2 separate regions of the Mus musculus genome follow, and region 1 is linked to region 2. A link is a loop called in an ENCODE intact Hi-C map of the cell type or tissue named here. Cell type or tissue: left cerebral cortex. All regions are shown on one strand.

Evidence for each region. A loop is a pair of places that touch in the nucleus more often than their neighbours do. Peaks named below come from ENCODE experiments on the same cell type or tissue, not always from the same donor. Only the 100,000 strongest peaks of a DNase experiment are listed, where the experiment ranks them.
Region 1: it touches region 2 in a loop (6-fold over the local background); 23 of 42 quality-filtered maps call a loop at or near these places.

The regions. Positions count from the first base shown.
Region 1 is chr9:56,261,162-56,269,161 of GRCm38, reverse strand. The region is part of intron 3 of Peak1 (pseudopodium-enriched atypical kinase 1); the gene reads left to right. It overlaps Peak1os (a long non-coding RNA gene), which reads right to left. Exons shown (of 6, transcript XR_003948326.1): 5 at 1,609-2,588. Among named protein-coding and RNA genes, the nearest start is that of Peak1os, 24 kb to the right of the region's middle. In left cerebral cortex, a CTCF peak has its summit at 4,311 (motif pointing left); a DNase peak (open chromatin) is centred at 4,284.
Region 2 is chr9:56,502,760-56,510,759 of GRCm38, reverse strand. No RefSeq gene overlaps it. Among named protein-coding and RNA genes, the nearest start is that of Gm31529, 73 kb to the left of the region's middle. In left cerebral cortex, CTCF peaks have their summits at 4,386 and 4,586 (motif pointing right); DNase peaks (open chromatin) are centred at 4,551, 5,092, 6,529, 7,188 and 3 more places; H3K4me3 peaks cover 1,838 bases; H3K27ac peaks cover 3,196 bases.

The sequences.
Region 1 (8,000 bases), 240 kb after region 2:
CTGCAGTTCCTCAGTGCCAGCTTTGATTTCTGCTTTTACTCTATGGTGGAATAAAGCTAACTAGAGGGTTGTCACTATTTCTCTTTCGTTGTCTCCCCATCCACTTCAGCCACCTGTGCATTTCATATCGCTCCTACTGTATTTTTTACTCAAGGTTAAGAGTCAAGTATGTATGGAAAACATATAAATTAAAGGTGCAGGTATTTTTAATCACTTGCCTGGCTTTAGGAGATGGAGATGCTTGCTCTCTCTATTCAGAGCAACAGTTCAGTTTTGTTGTGTTGTTTTGCTTTGCCTTTTCCACCGTCCACTACAGTTTAAGTGTACACTTAAAGGAGTGTCACTGGTGTGAGCTTGATTATCCCCTAAGTGTTAGAATTATAGGTATATAGCATCAGACCCAGTGTGGTCGTCTTATGCCAGCTTTCTATCTTTCCTTTCTCAAGGCCTATTTTATTTCTGTTCATGTGTTTATACCTATATAAGCATACACAATGTCGGGTATAGGTGTCCCTGCAGGCCAGCTGAAGCTAGAAGTAGTCGTGCGCTGTCCCACATGGGTGCTGAGGATAGATCTTGGGTCCTTTGGGAGCAGCGAGTTCTCTTAACCTCTGAGCCATCTCTCCAACCCCTTTCTAACATACTGGAAATCCCACATTGTAAAGCACAGTAAATACGGCTTATATCATGGTGTCATTTCCGTCTTCACTTGGAAATCCTGAATCATTTCCATAAGAATTGAGCCTGTTTGTCCCTTCATTATTTCTTATATTAATAGTGTGGTTGTTGCCAGCTCAGACTATAAACACAAATGTACACGCAGACTAGAAATAGTGCTTATTAGTTATAAGTGGCCATTTTGTAATAACAGCTCAGCATATGTTTATGTTAATGTATTTGTGTGAGGGTATGTGTAGTATAAGTGTGGATATGCTCATGTGTATGAAGGCGAGTGTGCTCCTTGGTGTGCGTATAGATGCCTGAAATTGACTGCAGGTGTGACCGTCTCTTGTTTGCCATTGTGTGTGTGTGTGTGTGTGTGTGTGTGTGTGTGTGTGTGTGTGTGTGTGTGTGTGTGCTTTTGAGTTAAGGTCTCTCACTGTGCTTGTTGTTTCAGCTAGGCTGCCTAGCCAGCAAGCTCCAGCCATCAGCCTGTTCAATCAGTGCTGAGGTCACATGCACATGCTGCTAGCCCTGCCTTATATGTGGGTGCTGGAGATCTGAGCCCAGGCCCACATGCTCACACAACAAGCAGTTTACCCTCTGAGCCATCCATCCCTCGCGTCCCTGTTAACTTGTCTTAGACAGAGACTTTAGATCAATACTGACCTATTTTGAGAACTCACAGACCCTTGAAAACTACACCCTGGATCCCAGTTTAGGAAATACTCTTTCAGTATAATTTTAATTAAAACTTGTTACATTGCAGTATTTTCTTGAAGCAATCAATCTATACTTCTCAAAGTAGTGTGTAATTCAGACGTTGACTAATTTGCCATTTTCTTCTTTAAAGGTTTAAATTATAAATGTTTTACAGAATAGATTGTTTACTTTGCTGTAGCTAAAGGAGGAAAATTTTAGTGTAGTTGAAAATATAATATCACTTACCAAAGTACAGGTTACACTAGATAGTGAAGTCTCCAGAAATGGTTGCATTGCTAAAATCATACAAGTCCGGTTTCTCTTCGTAGAATAATGAACTTTTTTCTTCCCAGTTTCCCTTTCCTCTGCTTCTTAGTTCCTTCATCTCTCTTCTCCTCATTTCTTTTCTTTTGATGTACACAACATGTCTTCTCTGTCGTCCATGCCTGAGCTGAACTGTACCATTTATACATACTCGTGGTACATTCGCTCACCCTGTACCATTTGTATATACACGTGGTGCATTCACTCACCCTGGCTCTGGCCTTCACAGGCTCTGTGTGGCCTTGGACAAATCCCAGTTTCTTCACTCTAAGAGCAGCACCAATGGTATCATATATGTCCCAGGGTCTTTTGAAAATTGTGAGTCTTCATGGGCAAAGTGACCCTATGTCTAGGACTTAGTAGAATTTGTTCAGTCTGCTCTCTTCAGGGTCTAGTTTTTTCTCAGCAGTCCATTGATGCAAATAAGAAGAGGACATAGCACAGTTCTGTCTTCACAGGACTTGTATTTTACAGTATGATGCGATATAATAATAGTGGTATTTAGGGAATCAGAAGGAAAAGTCATCACAGAGGTAACCCCTGAACAGAATTGTGAACAGCTAAAAGTGAATGGGCTGCTTCTGTCATGTAATAGAGCTTTAAGATATGCAAATTAAGCATGCTTTGCTTTGCTCTGTTCTTGAATTAATAGAACATCATATCTTAAGAGTTTGCCTATTCTTGTAGCCAGGAAAGTGATATTATTATTATCACCGTAGCCGTCGTCATCATCATCATCATGCTATCTCCAGAAGAGCCTTCTCATAGAGTTTCTATTTGTGATCCACAGTGAAACTGTCTTTTATCTCCTGCAAGCATCTTCCTGCAGCTTTGCTTCCACTTCCTCTCTACCCTTTTAGTCATGTACTGAAGGTCTTGGCATGTCAGGTCAGCATTTTTCACTGTGGAAAAAGGAAAAGTTGGGAACAATGACGTGGGATATTTGTCACATTTTCCTTTGCTTTTTAAAAAAATATATAAGTGAATCACAAATTCCATTACAAATCCTAATGAAAACCTTGCTTTATAAATTTGACGTTGGAATCATAGAGACTGGCTACTGTGGGATGCCATGTGGCCTAGCGCCTCCAAGTGTGTCCTTAAAAGCCTGTGGACAGCAGTGAGGATTCTTGGCTCTGCCACTGTGGAAATGAGGCAGATTTTATGGGGAGAGCTAATGGCCTTCAGGAGTCAAAGTATTGGGGGAGGACCTTAGCAGTCTATTCCCATACTCCTTTATGATGGTCGGGCTTTCCTTTGGTTACCTTTAAGGAGTACTGTGTGAGGAGTTTAATAGACCCCCTACCCAGTCCCTCTTTAAGGACAGGAACTGCATCCCTCTTAGCAAGCGCAGATGCTGACAGTTTAGTCCAAGATTGAAATCCAGGGAGAATTGGTTGTTTTGTGTCAAATCTACTTGAAACAGTTGGGCAAGAAGCACACTAATTATAGCCATTGTTGAGCAGCAGAGAGCAAAGAGCAGCAGTAGGTTCTCAGAAGGCCTTCATGACTCAAGATGAAATCAGCTACTCTAGAATAGCTCTATCTATAGCTCGAGGGGTTTCATCCTGGAAGTTATGAAATAGAATTTTAGATCATGGGGTAAATCCTGGCTAGCTTCTGGAGGCAGCTTCAGCCATTAAAATTTCCCATCAACCATTTCATCTGTAGGATTTGCTTTAGGGTTCTAAGAATGTGGTTTGGTTTGAGCCTGCGCTGGTCTCATGTGCTGGTCTCTGTAAGTTCAAATGTGTATCAGTCCTGCTGTGTCTGGACACTGTTTCCTTTGAGTCATCCCAGCGATGACAGGAAGTGGACGCAAGTCTCACCCCTAACTAAGATGCTATTTGCAGTTGATACTGGCTAGGAAAGGGAAATCAGTTTTCTCCAGCAGAGTGTTTTGGGATGTATCAACCACACTCCAAGGAAGTCAGTGTAAAACAGGCTCCATGGGACTTGGAGTTTTTAAGGGGGTGCTATTTAGAGTTTGTTTTGTCTTATTAGTTTTTTGTGTTTTATTTGATTTTCATTTTTGTTTTGTTTTTGGAAAGGGGGAGTGGGAGAAAATATCAGGTTGGGTAGGTAGGGGTCTGGGGTGAATTTGGGGAAAGGGAAAACATGATCAAAATTATGAAAAATTTTAAATAAAAGATTATAAAGAATATATAAGCAAATGAGCTTTAAAAAAAAAAACCAAGCATTACATTTTGATACTCCTTATCAGACCTGCTCTGGCAAATTCGTAGAGCGTGTCAGAGCAGGTCGCTGTGTCTGTATGCACATGCTGCAGGAGACACTTTTATTTCTTAATGTCTCAACTTAAGTTCGGTGACTCAAGTTTCCTGTTTGGACAGTGCTGTCAACGAGAGGGCACGAGAAGGGAAAGCTGTAGGTATTATCAATTGCCCTTAAGTGATTCTGCAAAGGCAGGAAAGCCAGAAGACCCGGCCTCGGATAGACCTGCATTGGGTATAGCTTCCTTCTCTAAGGGCCTGCATTAAGTTAAAATAGTTTTGACAGCATCTTTAACTGAACATCTTTGTCTCCAAACATAATTAGTGTTTAAAGCGGAAGGCATCAAAGTCCAGGTTTTGTGGCTTAGACAGCAGCTCCATCTGGTGCTTACTGGAGGTGTGTGCTCCTTTCATCTCCGGGTTCCAAGCAGCATAGATACAGATGTGCACAGGCCTTTCAAAGGAACGGCCACACTAAAACTGGCTTCTAGCGATGACGTGAGTTAACTGGTCTTGATGAACCTCATTTGGCAGTTTTGTTAATGTGGTTGTTGCTGATCAATTCAAAAGCCATCATTTGGTTTAACTAACATACTCAGATGGAAATAATTTTTCATATTTATTAATCTTGGAGAAAAATAAAGCACATACTACTTACAAAGAAAACCTGTAGTACCTTACGAGGAATAGGTCAGCTTGGTTAACAAGCTATTAGGCAGGATGTCTTCCTCTTTTCTGTTCAGTGTCATATGATGCTTAGTATACAGGATGTGGTTTTTAAAAAAGAAAACTTGCTGACTCGAAGGAAATGCCTCAAGTTGCTAGTAGAAATTAATTCTGAATAATAGGTTTACACAATTTTTCTGCATTCATTGTATTCCATGTTTGCATTGGGGTTTTTTATTTCTTCAAGAAGACTATACTACAAAAAAGGGGCAAGGCTAACAAAAGTAAATTAGCAATTTTAAACATATGCTAGGCCCAGCAAATGGCTAAGCAGGTAAATTTGCTTATGCTAAGCCTAACAACTTGATACAGTCACTGGAACCTGCATGGGTGAGAAGAAAAACTGACTTCTGCAGGTTATCCTCTGACCTCCGCAGACATAAACACATACATCAAATAAATACATTTTGTAGACGAAACATACATAGTATAGCCCTAGTCTCAGTTCTGGTCTCACATTTACTGTAAATGTAGGAGAATTACTTTCTTTTCTGGTCTTCAGAACCCCTGGTTCATCAAACAACAGAAACAAAATGAGAGCTTCGTCAGTTTTAACATTCTCAGATTTGAATTGTGCTCTCTTTCCCTGCCTTTTCTGCCTCTCTTATTCTTCTCTGTCTTCCCCCCACTATCACCATACAACATTATCTACTTTCTCCTATATTAAAATCAAGAAGTCCTTTTTGAATCTAACTCTTCCTACCCAAATCTTTTCCAAAGAGTCATCTGCCAGTGTCCTGCCACTTTGCTGTCCAGCCCACCAGTCTGAATTCCATCCTCACTGCTACACCAGAACACAGAGAGGCCAGCCTACGCTTGTTCTGCCAAGTGTACTGGGACACATAGGCCCTCATTTCCCAGTACCCCTGAGCAGCATAGGAAATAGCTGTCTGCTCTTCTGGCGTCCGCCTCATCGTTACCTTGAATGTAGCTTTTATTTGCCCTTTTTTCTGAGAGAAAGGGGTAGTTATGTCTTCTCCCTGGTTCACCCCCAGCATGTTCTCTACCATCCCCATGCTCTTCCTAGCCTAGAAAATACCCCCAAGCACTTGAGAGGCACACAGTTCTCTCCTGTGTTCTAGATTGGTGAAAATCAACAGCCTACTCTGTTGTATGTGGGCTCACAGAGCATGCTCTGATCATCTTCCCTGCAGAAGTTATGCCATCTCCAGTATTCCTATCTTGGTAAATATCCTTGCACATTGTTGGAATAAACTCCACCTCAGCACCTCTTAACTCTCTCCAAAGTCCAGTCATTCTTTGAGATAAGTTTCCCTGCCTTGCCTGATACGATGCCACACCCTAGGGCAGATTCTCATTAGATCTTAGCATGCCTGTAGCAGCCCTTGAAACATTTTCTTGCCTTTTATTCTTCCTTCCAAGGTCTATTTTCTGTCCAGCCCAAACTGTCTTTTGTAGCTCAGGTTTATTGAAGTTTAATTTGCATATAATAAAATTCATCCTTTTTAGTGTTCAATTTATGAGTTTTGACAAATATGTGCAGTTGTGTATGATTGGCTCCAGTTTTTGTCTGTAAATCTCTGTATACTGGTTTTGGTATAAGTAGACATTTTTATTGTTTCTAGTAAATATCGAAGAATGAGATTGTTAGGTATCAAAGCAAATTTATGTTTAACTTTATAAGAAGCTGCCAGACTGTTTTCCAAATTAACTGAACCATCCAAGTCCTCACAAGTGTGCCACATGCTCAACTTCACAAACATACACTCACTGATTGTCCCAGGAAGTTCACACCGTGGGTCTCACTTGCTTTTCTATATGACAAGCAGCATTTAGTGTCAGATAGCTATAAGATATATATGCATATATGTGTGTGTATATGTGTGTATGTGTGTATACATACACACACACACACATACACACGCACTGTATATGAACACAGTATGTGGCAGTATATCTACTAAAATCCATCATTTGTTTTGCATTCACACTCCCAAAGCCCATCTGTTTTGAAAGTGTTTTTACTTTAGGTAAAAAATCCCCTTTTTCATGTGTGTGTGTGTGTCCATGCGTATACTGAAGCCAGAGCATTGTGTGTGCTAGGCAACCATACTATCACAAGTTATATCCCCAGCTCAACATGTTTTATTTTGATGGGTCCCAAGTAATCAGTTGGACTTTTTTCATATTTTAGGCATTAAATCCCCACACTTTTGTCTGTCCTAAGGTTAGGAGTACTGTAGCTCTATTCTGAGTCTTGAACCCAGGAAGCTTGGCCCTGCCAACACAAGTCATTGTCATTCTACGTAGAAGCATAGGGCTGTGATGGCACTCTAGAAGGTCTGCAGTGCTGAGAGGTGAGTGGCACAAAACTTTAAAGTACAGTGCATTTAATCATCCCAGTACTGGTAGGAACATAGACAGATGCCAGGAGCTTGCTGACCAACCAGCCTAGCCAAATTGGTGAGCTCAGGACCCCATCTCAAAATACAAGGCAGAGAAGAGCTGAGAAAGACATCCAGTGTCATCCTCTGGCCTCCACATGCATATGTGCACACACTCAACACAAATGCTTACATACACATACACACAGGAAGGGAGGGAGGCCCCTGTCTTTGGAAACAGAAGGGACCTTCTGTAATCCAAGAAGAGATGAGTACCCAATTGGAGAGTACAGCAAGAGTTGATTGTCAAGAAGATGGTGAGGTGCTAAGAGGCATAGATCTAGTCTTACAGCTTCTAATACCGTGTTTAAAATTCAGATTTGTTATTCTCCCCTAGCATTTGACTTAGGTAAGACCTGGAGTGTCCCCCGTGTGGTTTTTATTCACCTGGCAGCATTCACCAGTGTGCACACTGGCATTAGGAAGTGCTGCATTAGGTAAGGCTGCCCAAGAATACCTGGTTCCATGCTAATTAGTAAGAAGGCGATGGAGTCACATCTGCCAATGTAGAGCAGTGGCTCAGCTGAGATTAACATGCAAGTGTAACAAGTCGGGGGCTGGACCTAAAGAAACTGCATTTCTAACAAGTTCCAGGTGAGGCTAGTGTGTTTCTCTGAGAACCACACCTGAAGTAGCAGCAATAACAAACAAGATGATGGCATAGAATGGGACAAGACTCAGCCTCACTTATCCCAGTCATCTGGACAAGAGATGGCAAGCATCTGAACTGCTAGCAGTGCCTGGCGATGGCAAGAATAGGGTCCAGTGAGATGTAAGAAGACAAAATTGGAAAAACTGACTTAGAGAAACGAGGGATTGATTTTTAGCGCACTGGATCCAAAGAGTCTGCTAAGCAGCTAATATGTTAAGGGTGAATGGAAGAATGCATAGGAACTGAGATATGTCAAGCAGAGATTGACTGACACTCACAGATCAGTATCAAAGGCAA
Region 2 (8,000 bases):
CTACCCTGAAGTTGTGAGACCAGGAGAGCTGGCCCTGGTGGCATGGGCACTGGAGAACTGGCCCCACCCTTGCCTGGGCAAAGCAGGAGAGCTAGCTGCTTCCATCCAGGCCCATACCCAGGGCTTGAGTTGGCCCCACCAATCTATGAAATGCTGGAGCACATAGAAGATTCCAAAGTTGCAGAATCTCCATGATACAGGGCAAAAACAGAATATCTGAAAGGAGTCCTGACGAGGATCCAGTATTGATAGCATAGCAGAAGCCAGAGGCCTGGAACCAGACCAATGACTCATTGCAACGAACATTTGCAAGTGAAGATGTTTGGGCAAAAGGGTGTACTGTGGGACACACCTCCACAACAAGATTTATTTTATTTTTTGTTTTATTTGTTGGGGGAGGTTGCAAGGGAGGAGGGTGTATATGAATGGACAGGGAGATGAGTGGGTGGGATTGGGGTACATGGTGGGAAATTCACAAAGAATCAAAAGGAGAGAGAGAGAGAGAGAGAGAGAATTTGTCTTTGCTTGTGACTTGTATTGAATATGGTTTGGGAAACCTCGCTTGCCCATTCTGCTCTAGAGGCAAAATAGAAACTAGATTGGTCTGGGAAGGTGCTGAGGCTAGACCCTGTTGGGCACCTAAGTTCAGGATAACAACAACAACAAACCCTAGTTTTGTTTCAAATCCAAGTTAGCGGTTGGAATCTATAATATTTATTTGTTATGTGTGTGTGTCAGGATCTCTCACTTGAACCCAGGGCTTGCCAATTTGACCTAGTCTAGCTAGCCAGATTGTTCCAAACTTCCTGTTGCTGCCTCTTAAGTGCTGGGATCACTGGAGGGCTGCCCTGTCTACCTAGCATTTAGGTGTGTATTAGAGTTGTGAGGCAAAGAAGTCATGTCCCCATCGCCTGGAATCTATAATATTTGGATATCCCTTGACTGGATCCCTCTTCCAAGAGAGTGGCTGTCAAGTCCCCAGGGAGGGTGTATGTACAGAATGTGCCTTATTATTGAAAGGGAAAGGCTTAGGGAGGAGAGGTTGGGTTTAAACTTGAGCCACCTAAAGCCTCAGAAGTGAGACGTCAAGTAGACCACTGAACATCCGGGCCCTGAGTTGAAGCTGAAGTTGGAGGAGATATTTTAAACAGTGGATTAGTCAAATCTGTTCTGTTCAGGAAGGAATGTAGAGACAGGAGCAGCTGAGCCTCACTGAGAGGATCAAGAGAGCCAGAGAAGCAGGAACACACAGCCGGCTGCTTGTTGAAAGCCACAGGGAGGAGGAAGGTGTCTTTGCAGAAGGGGCTAACTGTACCTAGCAATACCGAGGCCCTGAAGACGAGTACTGTTGGGAATTGTGGTAACATGAAGGACTCTCGTGCCCTCACCACCAGCATGGGTGTGGAGCCGCAGAGGAAGGAGGTGACATCAACAAGTCTTCAGAGACACTGTAACCTTTGCAAAATGGTCGAAATGAAGCATTAGTCATAAAGATGAGGGATTGGACTAAACAAACTTGTACCCAGCGCCTACTGTGTTCCAGGCACAATGCCAAGGTCCAAGAATGCAGAGGCAGGGAGACAGGCCTGAATAACCACGCTCCAATATGCTTAACCCAGAAAGGCATAAACAGCAACTGGGCCAGCAACGGAGAGGTTGGAGCTGATGGCTCAGGACCAGGAACAGAGTCAGTACAGTGAGACCCCTGTGCTTGGAGATATGAGAGATAAAAGAAAGCCCTGCTCAGCAATGGGGCAGAGGCTTTCAAAATCACAAAGTTGTGCAAGAAAGGGTGTGTGTGTGAGAGATAGCAGCTGGCCAAATGTGACCTCCGGGAGTGACAACGGGCAGAGGGAGCTGAGGAAGATGCATCTGATGAGTGAAGCGCTGCCTGCTTAGCCTGTGTGCCCTGTACTTTAGTGACACTTCCTGCTGAGTGTACTTGTCCATCCTTGTCACCCCAGAGTTCGGAAAGCAGAGGCAGTGGGGGGGGGCGGGGGGGGGGAGGCGGGGAATCAGTAGCTCAGTCCTCTTCAGCTAAGAAGTGAGTCCAGCTGGAGCTACACAAGACCTCGTGAATTGTGTGTGTGTGTGTGTGTGTGTGTGTTAGAAAAAAAGGAGGGTGGGAGGCCTAGAGAGAGAGAATTCTTTTTTTTTAAAAATAATTTATCTATTTTTAATTTATGTGCATTGGTGCTTTGCCTGTATGCACATCTATGTGAGGGTATCAGATATTGGAGTTACAGACACCTGTGAGCTGCCATGTGGGTGCTGGGAATTGGACCTAGGTCCTCTGGAAGAGCAGTCAGTGCTCTTAACCACTGAGCCATCTCCCTAGCCTATCTCTCTCTCTCTCTCTCTCTCTCTCTCTCTCTCTCTCTCTCTCTCTCTCTCTCTCTTTTAAAAAGAGAGGAATACATGGAAAATAGTCCGGATCCACCAGCTGCATCCCAGGTACCAAGCTACCTAAAATATTTTTTGTTTGTTTTGAGATATTGTCTCACTATGTAACCAAAGTTGACCTCAAACTCTTGATCCTCCTGCCTCAGCCTCCCAAGTGATGATGCTCCTTACATTTTTTGAATTAGTGTTTGAAAGATAAAAAAGACCTGAGTTTATATTATGAATCTGTAAGGTGGTAATTGCTTTCATGGCCTTGGGTCCTTTAACTTGATAGAGACTCGGAGATTTAGGCTAACAGGGATCATTCGGTCATGTACATTAACAGTTTTCCAAGGAGATACAAAAGCGACCAGCTGAGAACCAGAGAACCAGTGCCAACAGCTTTTCTAGGTACACAAGGCAGATTCAAATACCCATTTAACAGATGGCACAAACTAAGTCTGTAAGAAATGCAGACCTGTCTCAGGCCCCAGCAGAGTTAACAGCTGCAGGAAGCAGCTTGCACCATGCTTGGCTATCTCAGTTGGGGAAACGCTAAGCTTGTGAAGGGACCTGGAGCCAAAGGCCCACTGGAGTGGCATGAGGAGGAGGGAAAAGCACTTCAGGTTCAAGTTGCTAGTTTTGCAGAGTGTAAAATTACCGTACAAGTCCTAGAGAATAAACAGAGTTAACACCCCATTAAATACAATGGACTTTCGCCGTGTGCGCCAGACGTGCTAGGACTGAAACTAGCTGAGCGGGAGGGAAATGTATCACACCCGCTGCCTTCATGCTTCCAAAGAAGAAAAATCCAGAGCAGGGGTAAGAAAGCCCCGGCAGCGGCTCTGCAGGCTCAGGGCTGAGGACCCGGTAATGAAGTCTTTCTGGAAGGTAGGAAGGGCTGTGTGCAGTGTGCTATTTTTAAACCTGCTGTAGTGGCAGTTGTATTCCTGCCCTGGCACTTTCTCTTGCAGAGGAGGGGCTCGGGGGAATGCAGCCAGGAATTTAGATGCTATTTATTGTATTTCCTTTTATCAGTCAAATGATTTTCTTATTTCCCACGTAGATAAAGATCTTGCGCTCCCAGCTTCGGCTTGTTGACCTTGTCAGGACCGCTGTGCTGTCTGGAAATTGGTCCCAGAGAGAGAGAGAAGGGCATTGTTGTTAGGGGCTGTTTGGTGGTTTGGGTTTTCAGTCCTCCCAGCAGAGAGGAGCTCAGTTTGCCAAAAATAAACAAATAAAAATCTTCCCCTCAAAACAGAAACTGATTGTCTTATGCCTTCTATTTTTCTCTTGCAAAACTGAAAGGTTGTCCAATAAGTTTGCTTCAGTAGCTTTCTGCACCTGGCTTGGGAGCTTGGGCAGCGCGCGCGCGCGCGCGCGCGCGCACACACACACACACACACACACACACACTTCTCTCCCTCCCCTCTTTCTTCCTCATTTCTTTTCCTTCACCGTTTCCCTTCCTTTCTCCTCCTCTCCCTCTCTTCTTCCTCTTTATCTCCCTCCTTCTCTCTCCCTCCTCCCTCTCTTCCTCCCTACGCCCTTCCTTTTCTCCCATTTTCTACCTCTTTCCTCTCTCCTTCTCCCCTTCTCTCCTTCTCTCGCTCTCTGTCGTTTCCCCTCCCTCAACCCGGCGAATCGACTCTGGCAGTGCTGCAGAGCCTTCTTCTTGGCAGGAAACAGGGCAGAGGGCGGGGCCTCCCTCTGTCTGTGTTGCCAGCTCCTGGAGGTGGAGATGCCAGTATGCCTGAGCTGAGCCATGGCAGCTTCCACTCTGCTGGAAGCCTCGGAGGCAGCCAGGCCTCTGCCAGCGCCTTCCAAGGGCACAATGAGGCCACAGGGCTGCCTCTCGGCCAGAGGCCTCCTCGTGGGCACGCTGCCCCTATTGTCTCGCCTGGCTTGGGATTGCTGGCTAGGTTCTCATGCAGAAGTCAGCGCCACTGCCTCTCACCTCGGAACTAGCTCAGCAGATGCTGCGGGAGGCTGGAGTTTTATAGCAAATCCTCATTTTTGGCTGGCTCGCAGCTACAGAACATCAAAAGAACCAGCTAGTCCGAGGGCAGCCAGCCTCTTGCAGGCTCGCAGTGGGAAGAAAAAGGAGGTGCAAGGCCTCCAGCATGCCACGGTGAGCCAAGGTTTTAACCAGGAACTTGCTTTCCAGACCCCTCGGGTCCTTTCCCTCCACCGCGGTGCTGTCTGATCTGGACAGCAGAGGGCGCTGCTTCCTCTGACAGCACAGCGACCCAGTCTGGCTTCCCACATCTGGAAATGGGCTCTACCACTCTTACGAAATACCAGAGAGCCGGGGATCTGTCTGTGTGAGACGTGCTGGCACCCGAATGCACACGCATACACATCATGAATTCCACTTTCTCATGAGTTAGATTTCCCGTGAAGAGCGCTTGTGGAATGTGGGGAATTTGCCTTGCCAAGGCGGCCAGCACATCCTATTCTTGGGCTTGTCTGGCCCAGGTTGGAATGCTTGGATGGACCACCCTCTGGTCTGAAGCCTTTACCCTCCCCTCCCACGTGGAGAGGGGAAGAAAAATGGGAGACCTCCCAGATCTTTTTCTCAAGGGAAGAAAATTAAAAATGTTCAGCGCTGACCTTATAGGCCTTCCTGATGAAAGCAGATGTGGACAGCCAAGCAGCTTCCTAATTACAAGAGATTAGGAACGCCAAAGTGACAAGCCAAGGATGGAGGAGGACAGGGCTGAAGCCAGCCAAAAGCCCTCGTTGCTATTCTGAGTCTGCTCTCCAGACTTCTGAAAGCTGCATGCATTTAAATGTCCACATTTTCTGCAGAAGCCAGAAATCTCTACTTCTCTTGGCCAAACAACACATCAGTCTAATATGGTGTGAGAGAAATATGTTACATTCTTTTATGAACAGAATGTTAACATCAACCAGAATCAATATTTATATCCAAGAACACAATGAACTGGCTTGTTTTGGACTGCACGAGTTTAAGACTGGGACATTGGGAAAGAGTGGGGGGCCCTTCCCTCCCCACCCCTGAAAGACAGACAGGCTGAGGCTCAGGCATCCCAAAAGCGTTCTGCTTGGAAGTCTGGCCTTGGGTCCTTTCCCTGCCCTGCAGGGCTCCTGTCTCTTGGGATTGTAAGAAGAAACCAGAGCAGCAGGCGAAGCCGGATTCCATGATGAGGTGCAGGATGTGAACCCGCATCCTGTAGGCAGGTCAAGGCCTCCTCCTGTCAAGCTAGGAGAGAAGGGCCAGGGCCAGGCCTGCATCCGGCCTTTCCTGCTGAACTCAGACTACTAGGTGCTGACACAGGACAGAGGGACACTCGGAAGCTGACAAGGACCAGAAGGGAGTGTTGCCCCTATGTAGGTGGATTTTTTTTTTTTTTTTTTTTTTTGGACCAGGCAGTTACTTTCAGGTGAGGCAGGGGCTGGGAAAGAGGCCGAAGCATCCCTACCTCCATCAAATAAATGTCTTTATTCCTTCACATTGACTTTTTTTTTTTCTTCCAACTTTTCCTCCTCTGGAGTCAGCTACTTGCTCCCTGCATGTAAAATCTTTACCTAATTAAAACAAAAACAAAGGTCTTTCCCAGATGATCTTGTGTTTCCTGGCAACACTGAATCTCAAAAGGGAACTTCCTCTCCACCCTCGCAACCCATGGACTCAACGGGGGCTCCTTTTCCCCAGCAAACCAGCCCTCTTGGTTTTGTGATGAGGCACTGAGTACTAGACCCTTGCAGCAACCGCACTTGTCTCTCATTAAATACCTGCAGCTCATTACTGCATACCCTGCAGCAATCCTCACTGCCTTAATAGACGAGATCTTCAGGAACGATCCTTTGGTTGAGAGTGAAGATTAAGGCATGATTAATCTTGGCCCCCTTTAACTGTGGGTCAAGTCTTCAGAGTGGGAAACCCCTCGGGGCATGACCACAGCTGATAATCTTTTTGTAGTCTCCAGCCTTTCCCCAGGTGTTTAGTTGCTGCCCCGTGCTTGGCTCATCCTGTAGCCTTCACCCAGATCTTTTCTATCTTGAGACAGGGTCTCACTCTGTAGTGCTAGCTGGCCTGGAACTCACTATGGAGATCAGGCTGCTTCAGCCTCCTGAGTGTTGGGATGCTAAGCCTATCCTGCCATGCCCAGCTTTTCATACAGTTCCAAGAGACAAACAGGAAACATCCCAAGCACACTTGCTATAAAATCAGCCAACATAAACAGATACTGCCACGCCAGAGGAACGTCTGGAGTATTCTTTCCAGATGCACAAGTTCCCTTGTTGAATCTCTTGCAGGAAGCATATGCAAGAACAGGCTCTAATAACTGCAGAGATGCTAGCTGATCTAAGCTAGCTAGAAAAGCTCCTCTGTCCATGTGCTCTTCTGGAGTCAAGGGAAGGGGAGCATAGTCATGGTTGGGGTAAAGCAAAGTTTGAACATGAAATCTTTACCAGGGGCAGGAGAGCTCATAGGTGACCTGGCTCCCTGTAAGTCTACCCCGTGTTACTCCATGTCCAAACTTAGCTCTCAAGAGTAGCCCATTAACAGAGATGCTTTGGCACTTCTTTACAGTAAACGAACACACCACAAAGACCTTGCTTCCAGCCACTTCTATCTGCCCCAGCCTGCCTTCCCCCAGCTCTCCAGAGGGCCTGCCCATCAGAGCCTCTCTTCCCACCCCGCCCACCTATAACCCCTGCTGCATTTTGCTCTTTCTTTATCTCTCTCTGGGATTACAGGCATTCTCCACTCTGCCCATCTTAGACATGTTATTTATGGCTTTGTGGGGGAGCACAAGCATGTCTATATGACACACTTTAAATATTTTGATAGCTATCTTCTAATATAGTGGATTTCTTAACATTTTTTCATGTTATTTTGAGACACCGTGTAGCCCTGGCTGGCTGGGAACTTTGTAGACCAGGTTGGTCTCAAACTTGGTGAGATCCACCTGTCCCTGGCTCCTGGATGCTGGGATTAAAGACATGTGCCTGCACATCTGGCTAACTTCTTCTTTTTTGTAATGTAGTTGAAAACATTGCTTCTAGAAGGGCTGATCCATACATAGCCCCTACTGGATTGCCACAGGGATTCATGACAAAAAAAACCAAAAAAAGACTATGATCCTCTGAGCTAGTTTATTATCTTCTCATGCTATTGCTTTGCAAAACCAGCTGTGATTATTTTTCCCTCTGCTACAAAATAAGGTCCCTTAGCATGGCGTTTGGTGCTTATTACAACCCACTTCCCAAACACTTCACTGTCTGCAGTACCTGCCCCCCCCCCCCCCATCACTCTGTCAAGCGCTCTACCACAGAGCAACCTGGCCATTTCTAGTTTCTTTTAAAAAGCCCCCTATGGACCTCCCTGTAGCACAACCATCGAAACCTTCCTTTGTATTTTCCAGGACTCTCTGCTCACAGCTGTTTGATCACTTATCAGACCCCACTGTAGCTGGCTTCCGTGTCTTTGTTTTTATTGTTGTACTATGAACTAGCTCCCAGAGGAGAGGGACTTCCTCAGCTTTCCACCCAAAGTGCATGGAAATGTCCAAATGGAATGGATGACTATATCTAAAACATTCGCTCTCCCGAGCTTTGAGGGAAACCCAGTGGCCACATTAGTCTGC